2 separate regions of the Mus musculus genome follow, and region 2 is linked to region 1. The links are chromatin loops, found by intact Hi-C in ENCODE. Cell type or tissue: left cerebral cortex. All regions are shown on one strand. Each heading gives the region's core, and the rest is flanking DNA. Links, peaks and the distances in the headings are about the cores only.

The links. Hi-C counts contacts between places; a loop is a spot of excess contacts. Peaks named below come from ENCODE experiments on the same cell type or tissue, not always from the same donor. Only the 100,000 strongest peaks of a DNase experiment are listed, where the experiment ranks them.
Region 2: a loop joins it to region 1, with 4 times the contacts of the local background. A loop is called at or near these places in 2 of 42 quality-filtered maps.

What each region holds. Positions count from the first base shown.
Region 1 is chr12:56,526,330-56,529,249 of GRCm38, reverse strand. Sfta3-ps (surfactant associated 3, pseudogene) reads left to right here. Exons shown (of 7, transcript NR_045082.1): 1 at 1-442. Among named protein-coding and RNA genes, the nearest start is that of Sfta3-ps, 1.6 kb to the left of the region's middle. In left cerebral cortex, for the core only: no CTCF peak of the experiment used is centred there; no DNase peak of the experiment used is centred there.
Region 2 is chr12:55,886,946-55,889,865 of GRCm38, reverse strand. No RefSeq gene overlaps it. Among named protein-coding and RNA genes, the nearest start is that of Gm22296, 23 kb to the left of the region's middle. In left cerebral cortex, for the core only: a CTCF peak has its summit at 1,137 (motif pointing left); a DNase peak (open chromatin) is centred at 1,122; H3K4me3 peaks cover 221 bases.

The DNA.
Region 1 (2,920 bases), core at 220-2,719:
AGTTTGTGGGAATACACTGGAGATAGGGCCTAGCCAGGTGGAGATAGCTTGGAGCCCGCGAAAACAAGGTAAGCGGTGTCTGGGTCCAGTTAGCGAGACCGGCGTTCACGTCTGCGGGGCTATCAGGGCCTCGAGGAGACAGCGCTCCGTGCCACTGCTTAGTGCTTGGCCTTTCGTAGGGATGGACTTGCTTGAGAGTCTTCCAAGAGATTTTTAAGTGATCTGGACTGGGAGCTCCATTGGCGATGTTTGGATCTGGTTTTGATTTTGAAAGCCCAGGAAGATTCGCAGACTTTCGAGGCCGCACACTCTTCGGGCTGCCCGGAATCTGGGCAGCGATGAGGACTGAGAAGCTGTCTCAAGACCTGAGTCTCTTCTCAGGCGATCCCAGATAAGAGGAAGGAGAGAGAGGTTTTCTGACTTCCAACTCATTAGGGACCAGGTAAGGTCAATGCTTTCTCTATTATGTCTTTATCTTAAAAGCCGGCCAATTTAAGATGGGGGGTGGGGGGAGAGGGATACAGAATCTGTGTGAACCATGCTGATATAGGCTAAATGGCTACTGCCTGATGAGCTAAAGTCAACCAGGCAGGTGTTCAGTTTTTATAAGCAAGGAGTTGAAGACGAATCGGCTAGCATAGTTTCTCCTCCTTCGCATCCCTCCCCAGTTATTAGAGCGAAGCCGGGCGAGCAGACGGTTTTATTAGTTGGGAAGTCCTTTGGGAAATGTGAATCTGAGATAACATGATCCTTCCGCTATTTAGAAGCTTGTTTCAAACGAAAAGACATGGCCTAAGGGTATTGGAAGGGATGGAGGTGGTGTTTTCCTTGCTCAGCTTGTTCCCAGATGCCTGGAGCCACCTTCATCGGTCCTTGCTACTTTACTGGTTGTGTGTGCTTCACTGTACCATTGTGTCTCTGGGGCTTCAGCTCACCTTCAGTGGCACCCAGTTTGGGATCCTGCCTCAACAAAAAGTTTTCTGGTGTCTCTTCAAGTGGGTGGCTTTTGGAAGGTGTGGCCTCTCTGCAGTTACCCTCTCAGCATCCCAAGGAATTGGTATGGGTGAAAGTAAAGTATGTATTTTATTGAAGGGCTGAGTCAAGGGCGGCATGAACCCTCACCTCCACCCCACACATTTGCATTTCTGAACTTTCTTTAATGATGATGTCTTAAAGGAATGGAAGAAGAGCTAGGTCAGCGAGACAGCACAAGGCTTGCCACATCTGAAACCACAGCTGAAGTGGTGGCTGCATTTCTTCTTGATAGTGACCTAATGCCAACTTGGAGAGTATCTAGGTGCACCCCTGGTCTCTGTCCTCATTTGATAAGTTCCCATTTTATTTCTGCTTCCTAGACATTTATCCCCTTTATTGTTATGGCTTCTTGCATAATTTTGGATAACATTTTCCTATTTTAATGTCTTTTTGGTTGGGGGTAGGAGTTTCCAATGTAAGTTTATTGCTGCTGTGTCGTGCCTGAAAGATAAATAAAAACAGAAACAAAAACATTGTCAGTGTTAGGACTTGGTAAATGACTCCTTTCCCCCGATTGGAAACATCTGTTTCTACCTACTCCGTATGTAGGTATAAATGTGATGTAGGTATAAATGTGAAAAGTGGATGTTTTTATTTATGTGTGTATGATTTTACATGCCTATTCAAAAGATTTTCTAAAAATGAAACTCAAATACAGAACTGAATGTTACAGAACATATTAGTTAGATAGACGAAAATTGAATGTATCTATTACCTCAAGACACCAGATGAAGCCTAGTTTCCCTTAAAGAGAAACAAAAATTCCTTATTTTGGCCCATTTTCAGCTGGGATGTTTATTTCTTGTCATGTGAAACTCTAGAAGACTGCTTTGTGCTCAGAGATGTTAACATCATTCATTAGCAAGGTGCCTGAGACATATCTGTGCACAAGACATCTTACTGGACTGGCAATGTCTAGTCATAGATGAGTTGGTAAGAATACTTCCACTTAGCAAGGAAAATCGAAACAAGAAACATTTCTGCATTCTATTGATATCAAAGGGTCACTTTGTGTGGGTCTAAACATAGTCGTGGAAATAAGAGCGCCTGTCTGCCTTACTGTTGGTGAAGAGTGAACAAGGCAAACCCTGCCCATCATGTCCTTCCGTGTTCTAGAAAATCTTGTCTTTGCTAGTTAGCACTCAGTTATCAGGAGCAGAGGTTGTTGATGGAGTGTCTCACTTCTAGGACATTGGGTGATTGCTGTTAAAATTTATTTCCAAACTGTGAGAAATTATCCTGCATATAATGGGAAGAAAGCCTTGAGTCCCCCCACACACAACCCCCACCCTGCCACTTACTGTGCCTGAAATGATTCTGTGAGAAATCACCCAGAAATACCACCTTCTTTCAATTCCCACTTCTCAAAGATGTTGCTTGAGGTTTCCAAAGTGCTAGAGACACAGGCTTATTTGATCTGCATGCTACTGATTTACCTCATCTCCCACATACACCGCATACATACCGTGAACACTGGGATGTAAACCTGAGAATTGCCTTAACAATCCTCTGAGCTAGCCGCCTGTTATGCCCTAACTCAAGATACCCAGACAATATTTACTGAGCTGACTATCCTGTCTAGGCCAGAAAGTTGTTAGAGCCCCCATAGATCTTTCCCGGAGAACCAGGTTTCTAAATAGGCTTGCAGAGGCAGGCTACTTCAGAGGATTAATTGTCTCTCCAGACCTGGCCACTCCTTGGTGCCTCAAGGTCTGCAGGCCTGTGTAGGGGAAGACAGGAGGTGGGAGGGCAGAAGACTGGCAGCTTATTTCATCTCATGACTTTGCTGGGGGGAAAAATGCAACCCTGAGTCAAAAGCATGCAGGCATCCCTGCCTCTGGCTAGCCAGCCAGAAGTTGTAGCTAGTTAGCACTAGCATCACCCA
Region 2 (2,920 bases), core at 101-2,600, 640 kb after region 1:
CACGGGGCTAAAAAAATAGTATTTACCTGTCCTGACCTGAAAGTCTTTCTTCATCATTTTAGTCACTGGAAGTTTATCCTCTTGTAGGGAGTAAAAACTAAAATATAATTCTCTTTTTAAAATGTTATATAAGAATAAATATCTTATAACAAATATTTTATAATTAAATTTATTTTATTTTTATTTTTTATTTCTGTTTATTTGTCTATTAAATGGGCTCTTATATTACAGCACAGGCTGGTCTTGAAATATTGATGTTCCTGCCTCAGCCTCCCAGGGGCCAGGATTGTAGGCATTGAGCCACCACACTCAGCTTGATTCATTCTCTATACTTCCCTTAACAATTTTAAAACTACACACACCTTTATCACACGTTGTAAGTGCGATGTATAATCTTAGTTAACCCGACTACGTTTGGGTTCAGTTAAAACCAGTATGTTGGGCACACCTGTGAGGGATTTTCTTAATCCTATTATTTCAAGCAGGGAGACAGACCCTAAATCTGCCCGTGCCCAGTGGCAGCCCATATGAAAGGACGTGGAAGAAGGAGTCTGCATTTTTTGCCTGCAAAAGCAAAAATTCATTCTGTAACTTCTGATCCTTTAGAGAACCAACAAATACAATTAGGGTAAATATAGCATGCGAGGATTTGCTTAATACGTGTGTATGGTGCATGTATGTATGCATGAAGGTGTACTTATAAGGATAGAGGAACCAATCAAACGGTTTGAAAAACTCTGCCCTTGTTCACCCAAAGGCTTCCTTAGTGTTGGCTCTCTAGCTTCATTTTGGGGTTTTCTTCCTATCTACTGAGTTAGACCTCTGTAAAAGCAAACGCCTTTATCCCTGGACTCCATTCCAGATGGCTGGGAGAACATCTGGCACTGGGAACCGGCTGAATGGGTGAGAAAACCCAGCGACGTTCCAGCCTCCTCCCATTCACTTGTCCAGGAACGTCTCTCACTCATCCTCCAGACTGAGATGACAAGTGCCCAGGGGTTTTCGGGTGACCAATCCCTCCTCAGTCCCAGGGTTCGTAAACTGATCCAGGAAATGACAGGAAATTGAGAGATGTCAGATATGTCCTTTCTACTATATAAACTACCTGGCATTGTAACATAAGAGCCCAAAGTGCCCTCTGCTGGTGACTACTGTTAGCCACTGCAGTTAAAAAATAAAATAAAAATAAATAAAAATAAAAATACTGCAGAATTCACTGGTGCACATGGTCTATGTAGTTCACACATGGCTGTACTGCATTTACCATTATGTTCTCCAACTGACAAAATGGAATTCAAGCCCCAAAATTTAAGGTAACTCTAACTTCTAAAAATCTAAAGTTTAAAAAGTTCCCTTTTAAGCTTGTTTTTAAATATTACAAACAAATCTACACAATGTGAAAGTGAACAGAGACGTCATGCCTAACACAGAGAAAACTGTTAGAGGAGAATAACTGTCTTCAAATTTTGTATTACGTACAGTTGTAGTTCCAAAATAATATATTAGGTGTCCACATGAACAAGCACAAAGCCCTGAGTTACTTGTTCATGTGGACATCTAATAAATTATTTTGGAACTACAATTGTATGTAATGCAAAATTTGAAGATAGTTATTCTCCTCTAACAACTTTCTCTGTCACAGGATGAAATATAGAAACAAAGTGTGGAGCAGAGACTAAAGGAAAGGCCATCTAGAGACTACCCCACCTGGGGATCCATGCCATATACAGTTACCAAACCCAAATGTTATTGTGGATGCTGGGAAGTGCTTGCTGATAGAAATCTGATAAGGCTATCTCCTAAGAGGCTCTTCCAGAGCCTGACAAAAACAGAGGAAGAAGCTCGCAACCAACCATTGGACTGAGCTCCGAGGTCCGGGGTGGAGGAGTTGGAGAAGGGACTGAAGGAACTAAGGGAGTTTGCAGCCCCATGGAGGGAACAACAGACTAGACCACCAACCAAAGAATACACATGGAGCGACCCATGGTGCTAGCCACATATGGGGCATAGGATGGCCTTGTTGAACATCGGTGGGAGGAGAGGCCCTCGAGCCTGAGGGTGTTCAATGCTCCATTGTAGGGGAATGCCAGGGCGGGAAGATGGGAGTGAGTGGGTGGAAGGGTGGGGGTACACCCTCATGGAGGCAGGAGGGAGGTGAGATGGGATAGGGGGTTTCCGAAGGGGAGACCTGGAAAGGGGAAAACATTTGAAATGTAAATAAAGAAAAAAATGCCCGGAGGTACACCTCAGCCCGTCAGCTTTTCTCCTCGCTGACTGAGGAGGCGCAGGACCGCCCTCTTTCAGGTTCTGTCTACCACCTAAGAATCATAAGCATAATCATAAAAATCATATCCTGAAATCTTTTACAAGACTTATTTGCACATGCCTGCAAAGAGATTTGTGCACCAAGTGTGCACGTGATTCCAGAGACCAGAAGAGGGTGATGGATGCCCTAGTACTAGAGATATATAGACAGTTGTGAACAGACACGTAAGGGATGAGAACGGAACCTAGATCTTCTAGCAGAGCGGCAAGTACCCTTAACCACACAGCCATCTCTCCAGTGCCAATTCCTAGAATTATTAAAATTATGTTCGTCTGTTGCTAATAATGTCGTTGACTACTATTCTATGAACTTGGATTTAAAAGAGAATTAAGGGGTTAGTGAACTATTTTGGTGAGTAATGGCACTTGTTACCAGGCCTAATGATCTAAGTTGGCTCTCTGGAACCACGGAGTGGAAGAAATAACTGACAACCATGAATTATCCTCTAACTTACATACATATACATACATACATACATACATACATACACACTTACTATACACACACATAAAAATTAAGCAAATTATTTGAAATCGAGTGGAGTAATAAAACAGGATCATGGAAAATCAGATCATTTGAATGAATTTATTGCTA